Linked DNA regions of Homo sapiens: region 2 is linked to region 1. The links are chromatin loops, found by intact Hi-C in ENCODE. Cell type or tissue: PC-3. All regions are shown on one strand. Links, peaks and the distances in the headings refer to the core of each region. The heading gives the core; the rest is flanking DNA. Region 1 has its middle 350 kb from the start of TRK-CTT9-1. Region 2 has its middle 390 kb from the start of CDH9.

What was found. Hi-C counts contacts between places; a loop is a spot of excess contacts. Peaks named below come from ENCODE experiments on the same cell type or tissue, not always from the same donor. Only the 100,000 strongest peaks of a DNase experiment are listed, where the experiment ranks them.
Region 2: a loop joins it to region 1, with 9 times the contacts of the local background. A loop is called at or near these places in 1 of 110 quality-filtered maps.

Annotation. Positions count from the first base shown.
Region 1 is chr5:26,549,638-26,557,179 of GRCh38, forward strand. No RefSeq gene overlaps it. Among named protein-coding and RNA genes, the nearest start is that of TRK-CTT9-1, 350 kb to the left of the region's middle. In PC-3, for the core only: no CTCF peak of the experiment used is centred there; a DNase peak (open chromatin) is centred at 3,624.
Region 2 is chr5:26,644,915-26,652,456 of GRCh38, forward strand. No RefSeq gene overlaps it. Among named protein-coding and RNA genes, the nearest start is that of CDH9, 390 kb to the right of the region's middle. In PC-3, for the core only: no CTCF peak of the experiment used is centred there; no DNase peak of the experiment used is centred there; H3K27ac peaks cover 323 bases.

The DNA.
Region 1 (7,542 bases), core at 1,491-6,490:
AATACCCAAGTCAAAAAAGAAAATGATGTTAAACAAGCAACCTAATGTTACTTCTCAAGGAACTGGAAAAACAAGAACAAAGTAAGACCAAAATTAATAACAGGAAGGGAACAATAAAGTTAAGAGCACAAATAAATGAAATGGAGACAATAAAATCAATAGAAAGATCAACAAAAATCATATATGTCTTCTTGAAAACATAAAAAAACACAAAACTTTAGTTGGATAAAAAGAAAAGCAAGAGAGAAGACTCAAATAAACAGAATCAGAGATGAAAAGGAAGACATGATAATTGATAAAGCAGAAATACAAAAGATCGTAAGATAGTATTTTGAATAATTATACACTCAAAAATGAAATAACCCATAATAAATGATAAAGCGTTAGATACACATAACCTACAAAAATTGAATTATGAATAAAAGGAAATCTGAGTAAAGATATTGAACTAATAATAAAATATCTCCCATCAAAGAAGAAGCTAAGACTGGATGTCTTTGCTGTTGAATTCTACCAAGTATTTAAAGAACTAATAAAAATTCGTATCAAACTCTTCCTAAATGTTAAAGAGAAAGGAATACTTCCAGATTCATTTTATTATTCTAGCATTACCATGATACCAAAACTTGGCAAGGACACAACTAAAAGGAGGAAATTACTGGAAAATATCCCTCCAATGTCCCTGATGAACATAGACGGAATAATTCTCAGCAAAATACTCGCAAACCAAATTCCACAGCCTATTAAAATTTACTTCGCCAGGATCAAGTGGGATTCATCCCAGAGATGCAAAAGTGGTTCAACATAATCAAATCAATATACATGATACATCACAGTAACAGAACCAAAAACAAATGCTATATGATCATTTCAATAGATACAGAAAAAGTATTTGAAAATTCAATATTCCTTCATGATAAAAACTCTCAACAAATTCAGTATTGAAGGAACGTACATCAATACAGTAAAGGCCATATATAACAAATCCACAGCCAACATCGTACCGAATGGGGAAATGTTGAAAGCTTTTTCTCAAAGATCTGGGAAAAAAACAAGGAAGCCCACTTTCATCACTTCCATTCAACATAGTACTGAAAGTTCTAGCCAGAGCAATCAGGCAAGAGAAAGAAAGAAAAGGCATCCAAATTGGAAACGAAGAAGTTAAAATGTCTCTGTGTGCATACAACGTGATCTTATTAATATATACAGAAAACTCTAAAGACCCCACCAAAAAACTATTAGAACTAACAAGCAAATTCAGTGAAGTTTCAGGATATAAATCAACATAATGGAAATCAATAGTGTTTCTATGCACTAACATGAACTCCCTGAAAAAATATCAAATAAACAATCTGATTTACAATAGCTACAAAGAAGCTTAAAAATAAATTTAAACACTGAGGTGAAATAGCTCTACAATGAAAACTCTATACTATTTATGAGAAAAATGAAAAAACACAAATAAGTGATAAGATATATTGTGTTTATTGATTGAAAGACAATGTTGTTAAAATATCCATATTACTCAAAGAAATCTACAGATTCAATGCAATCATTAACAAAATACCAATGGCATTCTTCTCAGAAATGAAAAAAAATCCTAAAATTTATATGGAACCACAAAAGACTAAACAGCCAAAGCAATCGTAAGCAAAATCGATAAAGCTGGAGATAGCACACTACCTGACTTCAAAATATGCTGTGAAGTTACAGTAACCAAAGCAGCATGGTACTGCATTAAAACATACACATAAGCCACTGGAACAGAATGGGAAGAGCATAAATAAGTCTAAGCCTTTACAGACAACTGATTTTTGACAAAGGTGCAAAGAACATACAATGGAGAAAGGATAGTTTTCAATAAATGCTGCTGGGAAAACTGGATATGCACATGTAGAAGAAAGAAATTAGACTCTTATCTCTCATCGTATTTAAAAATAAACCCCAAATGGATTAAAGACTGACTCACTTGTAAAACTGTGGAACTACTAGAAGAAAACAGGGGAAAAGCTCCGTGATGTTGGTCTGGGAATTAATTTTTTTGGATTTAATCTCAAAAACACAGCAGTCAATGAAAGCAAAGATAGACAAGTGAAATTCAATCAAACTAAAAGGCTTCTGCACAGCAAAGGTAACAATTAACAGAATGAGGAGACAGCTTACAGAATGGGAGAAAATATTTGCACACTATATAGTAATATTATCTACTATCTATTTTATCTATTAATATTGTTAATATTTGCACATATCTATTAAGGTGTACATTCCAAAATATATAAGGAATGCAAACATCTCAATAGCAAGAAAACAAATAACTTGATTAAAAGATGAACAAGACATTTGAATACACATTTCCCAAAATACAAAAAATGGCTAACAGATATATGAAAAATTGCTTAACCTCACTAATCATCAGAAAAATGCAAATCAAAGCCACAATGTCAAATCATTCTTATTAGAATGACTATTATCAAAAAGACAAAAGATAACAAATATTGATGAAGATGTGGAGAGAAGGGAACCCTTGCACACTGTTGGTAGGAATGTAAATTACTACACTCATAATGGAAAACAGTATGAAGACTTCTCAAAAAATCAAAAATGGAATTACCTTATGATCCAGCAATGCCACGGCTGGGCAAATATCCAGAAGTAAAGAAATCAGAACATCGAAGACATACACTATTATGTTTACTGCAGCTCTAGTTACAATAGCCAAGATACTGAATTAATTTAATTTATGTGTTCATCAATGGATGAATGAATAAAGAAAATATAATTCATACACACACACACTGGAATACTATTCAGCCATAAAAAATAAATTCTGTCATTTGTGACAACATGAATGAGCCTGGAGGATATTATATCAAATGAAATAAGCCAGAGACAGAAAGACTAATACCACATAATCTCACTCACGTGTGGAATCTTAAATAGTTGATCCTTTGAAGTAGGGAGTAGAATGGTGGCTTCCAATAGTCCCTGGGGTATCCAGTGGAGAGCAACAGTTAGGGTAATGTTGGTCAAAGGATAAATAATTAGATAGAAGGAATAAATGTTGTATGGGATGATGAATATAGATAATGACAATATATTATATTATTGAAAAACGCTAAGATAGTGCATGTTAAGTTTCTTACCGCAAAATTGATAACTATGTGAAGTAAAGTATAGGTAAATTAGCGAGATTTAACCATTCCACAATGTATATATATTTAAAACATAATGTGGCACACAATAAATGCATACAATTTTATGTGTCCATTTTAAAAAGAAATAAATTTGAAAATAAAGTATTTCAAAATTTTCTTGATTCTCAAAAATCTCAAAAGGCTGAAAACTAAAGTTGTATAGCTTTTTCCTCTAAGAAACAGCACTAAAACTACAATATATAATATAAAATAAGTTGACAAAAACAGTTCTTACTTGTAATTTCAAAATAATAATTTCTACATATTTGTTTTTATTGGCATGTATTCATAAAATAATGAGAGTCTGGATAAACAATAAATAAAGTAATAAGCTGGAGCAATTTTCCCTTGTGTGCAATATGAATCATTGAAGATCAAGGCCTCTCAGCATCTCCATGACTCACTACTGCAGGATGCTACACTTATTCAGAAAGCCCAGTCAAGCGTGCACCAAAGACTGTGCACTCAGCAGGAAGGGAGTCCTTTTAGCATTATGAACTCAGCGGGATCAACAGTTACAAGCTCCATAATAGACAGACTTGCTGCAGATGTCCCTTTCTTGTCTCTATATTGCAGTTTTCACTCTTCATTTTACATGGAAATATGTAGCATGTCTGTGTATGCTTAATCCATCCTGGCAATGAATATAACAGTGAAGAAGGCACTTTGCTCCATTAAGCAAATTAGATGCCAAATATTCTGTTAACCTACATCATCTATATGTAACTATTCTGTAGGAATTTACATTTATAAGTCCCTTAGTTAATTATATTATTAAATAAAATATATGTTGAGCATTGCAAATTAGCTTCTTGTTAAAGACCCCGTATTTGAAAAGTAATTGAAATATACATGATTTCAATTATATAGGTGTTCAAAATTTAGTTGGGGATATGCACAAGAAATTGATAAATAAAATGTGGCAATATAGTGTCGTATCTAGTACTTTAAAGATTTAGAATTAGAGCATGTATTTGAATTTATATCATGTATCCACATTTACTATTAAAATAGGTCCCTTTTTATGTTTTACCTCTTCTAAAAATTCACAGAATTATGTATTTCCTCTTGTTTCTCCGGGAAGAAAGTTAATTTCTACTATTAAATAAGACCTTACCTAGGCAGCATTTTAACATTCTAAGCCTCAGATTCTTTATCTCTAAATAGGATGGATTATATTTATATTGGAATATTTCTTTTTAAAGCCAGAGCAAAACAACTGTGACATTTAACACATGAAAATTGGCATTGGTCATTGCTTATGTCGCATATTCCTTATAATGGTTGTGTGTAAAAACACTAATCCAGTCATTATTTTACAGATGAGAAAAGTGAAATAAATACATAACTTAACACCATCTAATTATAATGTTCAGGTACTTGATTTAAATGCATTTATATTTTGTTTACGTATTTTGGACTTAATATTTTAACATTCTTCCCATTTTATAATTCCTTAATGAAACAATGTCTCATAGATTAATACAAAATATGAAGAACCAAGATACTTCCCTTCACTGCCCCAGGAAATGCAAGGGAGAGGATATGAAATAAGCTTGGCCATCAAATCAGTTCTTCTATAGAAAACCTCTAATCTTCAAGACAATGTGATAAAACAATGAGGCCATTGAAAAGAATTTATGGAGGACTATTATTAAAAAGTCAAAAAATAACAGATGCTGGCAAGGTTTTGGAGAAAAGGGAACACTTATTAACTGCTGGTGGGAATTTGAATTAGTTTAGCCATTGTGGGGAGCAGTGTGGCAATTTCTCAAAGAACTAAAAACAGAACTACCATTTGACCCAGAAATCCCATTATTGGGTATATACCCAAAATAATATAAATTGTTCTACTATAAAGACACATGCACATGTATGTTCATTGCAGCACTATTCACCATAGCAATCATGGAATCAACCTAAATGCCCATCAATGGTAGACTAGATAAAGAAAACATGGTACATATCCACCATGGAATACTGCTCAGCCATAAAAAAGAATGAGATCATGGATTCAGGAACCCTCTATTTGAGAGGAGGGGGAGTGGAGGGGGAGGATCAAAACACTACCTGTCAGGTACTATGCTTATTAGCTGGGTGATGGAATAATCTGTATACCAAATCCCTGTGGCACGCAATTTACCTATATAACAAACTTACACATGTACGGTTAACCTAAAATAAGAGTTTAAAGAAAAATAAAAAATAACAATATTCGTGGTGTCCAGAGGCTAGCAGTTCTGGTAAGAATAAAGTAGTTTCTCCTTATCCATGAAGGATACATTCCAAGATCACCAGTGGATGCTTGAAGCCATGGGGAGTACAAAACTATGTACATCATGATTTTTCCTATAAATACATACCTATAATAATGTTTAATTGATAAATTAGGAACATTAAGATATTTACAATAACTAATAATAAAATAGAACAATATAACAATAGCCTATAATAGTATTTGTGTTCATATAGTCTCTCTCTCAAAATATCTTGTACTGTGCTGATTTATTTTTGCACCACACTTGACCATGGGTAACTGCAAAACTGTGGATAAAGGTGGAGTACTGCATTCTTAATTTGAAAATGTATTTCATATAAATGCATAGAGTAATTTAAACAACTAGTATTATTAAAACTAAGCTAACAATTTTTCTTTCAAAAAAAGCATCAGCACAGAAACAACTGAAATTTTTGAAAACTAATTCAATTTGTGCTATTATATACAGTATTTACTGGATGTACACACGTGTGGATGCGCACATGTGCACACACAAACACACACATGGGAAATCTTCCACATTACAAAAAGGAATATCAAGAGCCCATTGGAGCACTTGATCTTTGATGACATCAACCTCTTCGGCTAATAATTTTCTCCAGAAAGGTCTTGACTTTCTGATTTCTTTTTTTGTTTCTCATATTCTATGGCCAGGGAGTCTCACTCTCTAACTCCATTTTTATTTTCTAATTCTGTTGCATTGAATGTCTGTTCAATAAGTGTGTTCTCCGGGTTCATATCATTGGTTCTCTTCTCTCAAGCTTCTATGGCTCTGAGATAGAATATATTTCTTCCACATCTGTGGTCTCATAGAATAGTAAAAATAACTCTCCTGCAATCCTTACTAAGAATAATGTCCATGTTTATTTTCACTTTTAGGCATATCATTTGCACTTACGATGCCAAGCCTCTATCTATTTGCTTCCAATTCTTCATTTTCAATATAATGCCACAGAAAGTCACTGTAATCATTAAAGAGTTTTTGACAAATCTAAGTGGAAACAGAACTTAAGCAGTTATATTAATCTAAGACTCAAAATAAAGCACAATTGAAAGAACATCTATTCATGTCCTGGAATCCATCGTACTTGATGTGGTTTGCCTCTGTGTCCCCACCCAAATCTCATGTTGAATTATAATTTTTAGTATTAGGGGAGGGAGATTTTGAATTATAATTCCTAGTGGGAGGTGAATGGATCATGGAGTCAAATTTTCTATGTTTTGTTCTCATGATAGATAGTGGGTTTGCACAAGAACTGATGGTTTAAAGGTGTGTGGTACATCCTCCTTCGTTCTCTCTCTCTCTCCTGCCACCATGTGAAGAAGGTCCTTGTTTTCCCCTTCGCCTTCCTCCATGGTTGTAAGTTTCTGCAGGCTGCCCAGTCATATTTCCCGCTAAACATGTGGACTTGTGAGTCAATTAAACCTCTTTCCTTCATAAATTACCCAGTCTCAGGTAGTTCTTCATAGCAGTGTGAGAACAGACTAATACAGAACTAGGGAAATTGCAATGGGGTATGAGGGAGAAAGAGAGGGGAACTCCTATAATTCTCTAAAACAGATTCATCCCATTTACCTTTAAAGTGTCTCTAAATTCCAAATTCCAAAAAGACACTACTTCTGCATATTGGATAGTGGCACAGGTTATAAAATATATTATTTTTTTCCTCCAGAATCAGACAGTATATCCTTCAACGTTATGCCTATCTTTACTGTTCAGGTTATCCTGGGATTAGAAAAAACTGAGTGAAGTTATTTAGAAGTAAGAACTTAAAGTAAAATCTTATTATGTATAATATGACTAATGCTGCACATTATTATAATTTTTTTCAAATTGACATTTTAAATCTGTGTCACTGAGTTTTCTAGTTTGAAAATTGCATTATTTGTCCCCCCTCTACATATACTATTCTTAGCAAAATGAAAATTAAACTATTTTTAAATCGTTTAATTCTCTCAGCAACAAGGAAAGAGTATCAACTCAGATAATTAAAGCTGTAAACATTATTGCAAATTTTGACCGAGATAATTTAACAAACTGCTGTTGTATTTTGTTTTCCAAGGAAGCCA
Region 2 (7,542 bases), core at 1,543-6,542, 95 kb after region 1:
ACTTGAGAGATCAAGTGGGCAATTTGACCTTTTGGCTTGTGTTTCTTAATATAGTATTATTATTATCTTTTTTGGCTGGGCATGGTGGCTTAAGCCTTTAATCCCAGCACTTTGGGAGGCCGAGGTGGGCGGATCACCTGAGGTCAGGAGTTCGAGACCAGCCTGACCAACATGGAGAAACCCCATCTCTACTAAAAATACAAAAAATTGGCCGGAAGTGGTGGCACATCCCTGTAATCCCAGCTACTCGGGAGGCTGAGGCAGGAGAATTGCTTGAACCTGGGAGGCAGAGGTTGTGGTGAGCTGAGATGATGCCATTGCACTCCAGCCTGGGCAACAAGAGCAAAACTCTGCCTCAAAAAAAAAAAAAAAAAAAAAAAAAAAATATATATATATATATATATATATAAAATTATTATTATTTGAGACAAGGTATCGCTCTGTCACCCAGGCTGGAGTGCAGTGGTGCAATCTCAGCTCACTGCAACCTCCACCTCCTTGGGTTCAAGTGATTCTCGTGTCTCAGTCTCCCGAGTAGCTGGGATTACAGGCGTATGACACCACAGCCAGCTAATTTTTGTATTTTTGGTAGAGACGGGGTTTTACCATGTTGACCAGGATATCTCAAACTCCTGATCTCAAGGGATCCATCTGCTGTGGCCTTGCAAAGTGCTGAGAATACAGGTATGAGCTACTGTGCCCGGCCTGGCTTGGGGTTTTATCTGTTGGCATGCTTCTGGGGTCTTGCATTCCTTCTCCACTGACTCTTCCTTTGGAGTGGGTTTTCATATGCTCAGTGACCCGCCAGCACTTGGGAGGGGCCGCGTGCACAGTGTGTTTACTAGAGTTGTATGAATGCTCACTTGACACATTCTTTCTGTACCAGTTGAATCTCCCTAGAAGGTCACATACCAGTTAAACTCTGCTGTTTTTCCTCTTAATGTACATGCTTGAGCCCATTTGCGCAACTCCTGAGATCTTATCAGGAAGTTGTTGATCAAAAGTTTTTAGGTTTTTTTCTATCTATCTACTGGGGGACTGCTCCGTGTTGTTAGCTGTGACCAATTATCATTTTGGAGGAATCATGTAACAACCACTTGATGATCACCTGATGGTCTCCTGACATTCCTGGTGGGTGGTGATGGTGATGGGGTCTCCTACCCTGCTGAGGTCTGTCTGACTACCTACTGTAACATATTGATACAGTTTGTCTCTGTGTCCCCATCCAAATCTCATCTTGACTTTTACTCCCATAATTCCCACATATTGTGGGAGGGACCTCATAGGAGATCATTGAATCATGGGGGGTGGCTTCCCTCATGCAGTCCTTGTGGTAGTGAATAGGTCTCATGAAATCTGATGGCTTTATAAGGGGTTTCTGCTTTTGCTTCTCTCTCTTTGCCTGCCACCTTCCATGTAAGATGTTAATTGCTCCTCCTTGCCTTCTGCCATGATTGTGAGGCCTCCCCATCCATGTGGAACTGTGAGTCCATTAAACTTGTTTATTTTGTAAATTGCTCCGTTTCACATATGTCTTTACCAGCAGCGTGAAAATGGTCTAATACACATATCTAATGCAGGTACATGAATTTTCTTACCTAGATTTGCTAATAAAATAAGCTTATATATTACAAAACTTCTTAGTGAGAAGAATGATTTTGCATGATGGCTGTTTAATGTTTTGTCTTTTTTTAATGCAATTCAGGCATAATTATTAAGAGTTAACGAAGTAAGTAGATGTAATTAAGAGAAAATTTCCATGTGGAAGATGTTTTTTTCTAAAAAGAAGGTTTTTAACATTGTTATCACCAAGAATGGAAAGTTAAGACTGAGGTCAATTTATATAAACAACAATTTAGTTCTTTAGCGTAGCCAATGAAACCTAAGAAGATAAAAGTATTTTTGCCTCCTCCACAGATTTTATTACAGATAGACTAAAAATACTTTGGAGGGTTATTAAAAATACTTGAGAAATTATGACTGATACATTTGCCAATCTACAGATTTCTGCTGTGACAGTTCACAATTGTGTGCTTCTTGGAATTCACTGAAAATTAAGGTTGATATAAGTTAAGAATTGTAATTAATGTGTGTAACTAAAATTAATAGAAATAATAAGAAAGAAAAAGTCTGTATGCAAGTACACAGGAAAGGTAAAACGTGCCTTTGATAAAGAAAGGCTAAGTTGCAAGGATATTTTTCGTTTCATCGAGAGGAAAAGAAGACAAATTTGTAACCTAAAGTAGAATGACTGAATTGTTTCAGAATGGGAAGAGAAGTATAGAACAAAACTGAATGGATAAGAAAGTTGTAGAAAGTTTATGGAAGATGAGTCTTGTAAAAACGACTTTATATGTGATCACCCTGGCTAAGATTGGAGGTTTATAAATTTTCCTAAGAAATTGAACATTAATATCAAAAATACACTGATGATGAAAATTTTGGAAATACGATCATACCATTAGACCAGGTAAGAATTCCCAGAACTCTACTGAATAAACTGTTTGTGTCTCTAAAACTGCTAACCACAACATCAGGCAGAGTAAAAATTAACTGAATACCAAGAAAATGCCTTGGCAGATTTTTATGCCAAGTCAGCTAGCACTGAAATGTTTGGAATATACAGTTCAAATGAACTTCATAAGATTTGTCCAAGTCAATTTCCTGATGCTGATATTTAATAAACTGTGCAATGCAATGAATTCAGTAAAGCAGAGTTAGCATCTGAAAGGATGTAAATTCAATGTTGCCCATGGAATCACAAAGGGCCTGCTCAGCCTGGTTCCCCTGAGATTTTGAAGCTTCCCCTGTTAAAAGCCTTGCACCCCAGAACTCATCATGGGATAGGCAAGATGATCCAAATTATGAAAAAGATGACCAAAAGGGGGAGACTGATAAACTGATTTCAGTTTGGCTCAAAGTAGTCTCTGTACTTGCCCAATAAAATTTGACCAAAGTGGCCTCCATAAATAGCGAACTGCAATGTAGCTTGATGTGCAAGCAAATTGTAATCTAACCTGACAGTATACCTACAAACCAAGCAACTGAGATTCAGCCAATTATAGTAGCTGAACCTTCAGCTACTATCAGGCTGAAGGCTGCCAAATTATGTCCAAATGAGGCAAATGCCAAACTGCACCGATTAAGTAATCTTTGTACATCATTTCTTATTTTTCTTGTTATAAATACAACTCACCATGTTGTAGGTGAGAATCATTTTCAACCATCTTTGGTCTGGAATGCTGCCCAGTTCTAAAACCTTTTTCTTGTTCAAATAAACTTTGTTAAATTTAACTGGTCTCAATGTTTTTTATTTTTTAATACATTATATAAATTTCAATATCTAGAAACCTTATGGTGCTGTGACCCTAGGATTCACAACAACATAATGAATGGCACTATAAATTTTATATAGTTTGGGCAAACAAAAAGTTTGCTGATTCATATTGCATTATTCTCACAAAACAGTCTGTTTCGGCGTTTGCAACAATCTATTCATTAAAAAAAGTCATGGCTTTTATTAGATGATATGATCACTTATCTTTTTTTTTTTTTTTTGCCACAGCAGAGCATAAACTCTCACAAAAATAACATACGTTTGGCTAAACTTTGTGTAAACCAAAACGTAACGTCATAGCCATCCAAAGTATCTGCTAATTAGCAGCAGTACATTGCTCTTTGATCGTTCTGAACATTTCAAAAACGCTACCTCACATTTGGGTGTTGCACTTAGTCCTCTAATCTTGAAATGGTTCTGCTAACCTGGTATTAACAGGAGCCTCATGACATTGCCTCTTTAGTGGTATGTAACGGTGAAAAGGAGGCCTAGCAAAACTAATTCCATTTTGCTCCTAACATCATCCCCCTGCCATGAAAACTTTTAGGTTAACTGCTTTTGTTTATCTTTGCACTTAAGCCAAGCTAGCTATAGGGATAATTTAGTTGATAGTTTAACTTTAAAACAAGGATGATAATAGTCCCTTGCCAAAACTAACCCCTGAGAACTAAGGAGGCTGTACACACTAACGACAATGTTACAAGCTTATAAGAGCATTGTGACCTGGCCAAGGAAAAGGAATTTTTCCCTCAGTGCTGCCCAGATGTCTGTGGTCACTATTCACTTTTTGAGCTTCACTCCTTCAGTCTTCCCTGTTTCCCTAACATAAAAGGAGCCCCAAATTCATAATAGCTTAAGATGGTTATTTAGGACACTACTCCATCACCATATTGGTGTGCTGGCTCTCTAAAACAAATTTGCTTTCCCTGCTCCAACTCCTGTGTCTCGACTTCCTGGCTGTCTTGTGGTAAGCAGCGGGAGCTTTGGACTGGGTTACAGTAACAGACAGCACTGCCTGTCTTCCAGAAAGAGTCTTTGTCCTACTTTGCAACAACTGTGGGTTTAAACCTTTCGTAAATTTTTTATTGTCCACTGAGGTTAAGCAATTAAATTTAATAGCATTTTAAACAAATATTTTGAGATGATTAGAATAAATAAAATCTGATAATATTTGTTTCTTACTTTGGGTTAAATGTGCTATTTAAAAATGGTATGATACAGGACCTCTAACCACAATGATTAAAAATCAGGATTCTAAAAATCAATTGTTTAATGTAAAGTGTTTTGCTTATGCATTTCCTACATACACTTTATTAATTTTTTTCCAAAAACTCAATTTAACTAAAATATTTGAACACTATCTGCAAACATTACTTTATAGAAGCTAGGTTGTTTTTATAATTTCCTATTTAAAAAAGCCCTCCACCCCACCTATACACAGCATAAAACAACTCTGAGAACAATCGAAATAGGAGGATAAAATGTGCTATAGCTGGAAGTTTGTAGATCTTGTGTATTGTGGGAATGGCAACATCCTATTGTTTGAAAGCAAGAATCTATTAACAGGCAGAAAGGAAACTACAGCTATGAAATATATTTGATGAGAAAGTTCTACTTACTGTTTGTGCCTCTTGCAATTGCTATAAAAGAGACAGAATTCTCATCAATGTAGAAAGCTTACTACACAATCAACAAGACACTTTCACTGAATCCAGGCCTTCTCTCTGATTATAACCACACTCTCCAGATATAGACATTGATATAGATATGTTTTGATACAATGATGTTTGGAGTTTGAATATTGCGGAGATATTTTGGCTCCAAATTCATAGGAGTAGAAATACCTTACATGGAGAATGATTCAGAGATAGATGTATAATCTTAGGCCTTAAGCTCATGTTTTTCTTTAAGCCGTTAGTTAATGGCAGACTAAGAGACATTTCTCACCTTGGCATGCATGCAACCCTTGAGTGTCTTCTCCCTTGATAAGCAAAAGCCTGTGATTGCATATTGAATTCAATATAGTACTCATTTTCTTATAGAGGACTGCCTCTACTTTTAACTTCCCTTTCTCTTACTCTTTTATCTTTCACAGTGGTTAAGAGAAGATGAAAATGGATTATGCTAAATGAGGTCAAACCTGAAGCCAAAATATCATTGATTTGTTACTTTCCTAGACAAATGCTTGTCTCAGCCTCTGCCAGCACTCTCTGTAGTAAGATTTTTCACCATAATATGAATGCAAAAATCTTTTCACTCACTGGAAGTGAAAAGTTGTTTTTGTTTGACATATTATTTTATATTAAGTATACCTCGAACTCAGTACTAAGGTATTCATACCAAAATAATCTGCCAAAATTCACGGGAGTACCGTATTATGTGAGAGTCCAGGAGCTGAAAAAACTGATCTTCTTTAATCATGGCATCATGTTAAAGAGTTTTATTTGTTTATTTCATTTTATTATCCTTGGGTATCAGACATTGTTGCAGAAGTTCAGTATGGTACAGTCACCAGGATCAAATGTCTTTCATCTTTGGGTGGAAGAACGAATCTCACAAAATATCCATGATTTCTGGTTAGTCATTTTATAAATTCATATGGTCTCAACATGTCCAGTGGTCTATCAAGACTCACCAACATTGAGGCAAAAGCAGTCACACAGTATGCACTCCTTCCTCCTCAGGATAGCATTCAGTTATTTTTAACAACTCATTTTAGAATGCCCAAAGACGATGTTGTTAAATCTTATATAAGAGTAGAATCTAAGAAGAAATCTTAATTTATTTAATAAAAGGGGTATCAAGAAATCTATATAGTTAGGTAAAATTATGTTATCTTTTTAAATACAGAAGATAGATATGCTAAAAACTATAACCAAAAATTTAAAAAACTTTGTGTTGATATTTAGGATTAATAATGTGAATCAGGGTTAAGAATAATTTATTTTCAATTTTCTCATTGCCTGGAGTCTGTAAATACTTATTTAAATAAAAATAAGTTTTCTAGTGTTGGATTTTTAGTACAGTAAGAAGCAAATACCATAAGGAAAGTGACAAGAATGTTAACTCTACCATAAATCTGGGTCAACCAAGGTATAAACCACTGTAGGGGAAAACCTTTACAAAATAAGTGTAAAGGCTCAAGGAGAACAAATCCCAAGGGTTAGTTCTCACTAGGAAGAATAAAAAAATTTTGCTGGGTTCTGGGAAGTTCAATTATAGGAACAGACAACAAGAGGTTTTCAGCCAATTTGAAACTAATTCAGTATATTATGGTGGAAAAAGGCAGTGGCACAGATAACATCAGCTTGAAACTGAAAGTTGTTGCCTTAAGAGAGACACTAACAAATGGGCTTTATGGTTTGAGCTCCAAGGAAAGAAGGAGGATAGTCAGAAAGAGAGAAACAAAAAAAAGGGACAAAATAATATTCTATTATGCTCATGCTTGACAGCGAATACTGTAAGTTGTGGTTACTCAGATAATAAAATGAATATTTGATGTAACTTTTTTGTTAGTATAACACAGGAAAAAGTAAATCAGTGGCACAAAAAGCATTACAGGAATCATGAAAAAAGAATAAAGATCAATGAAATAAGAAGATAGGTATTCTAAAATAATGAATCGGAGATCTGCTAATTTGTATCATGCCACTTTCTCATTCATCTGTGTCTACATTCAAATACCATGCTTGTTTCTATTCTACCTTTCCTGTAACTAACACTGCCCCAGATTTGTGATTGCAGACATCAACTCCAAAGCAATATATAAGAAAAATAATAATAATTTTTAAATATGCCTAAAAAGGCATATTTAAAACATTATATCACATTGATATTTCAAAAACATAATGGATTGAGGTAGAAAAATTGTGAGATTTTTACATTTGCAATATCATACTCAGCTTCAAATTTCACCTATTCAAATCTGATTTAAAAGTAACATCAATATTATGACTGAAAAATAACCGTTTTTTATTCTGTTAGGTTGAATAATACACTTTTTTGACCAAAAAGAAGTCAATTTCATAATATTCATCCTAGTATATTTCAGTTATTCTGTTCTACATGATAATATTAGTAACATAACACATTTTCTGATCTTTTTATTTCTGAGTGGTTTCAATGTGTTCTTAAGTTACAAGTTTTCTAGTATGTATGGACATTTCTAACGGCTAGAAAAATCTGGGAAACTTTGTGAGATAGAC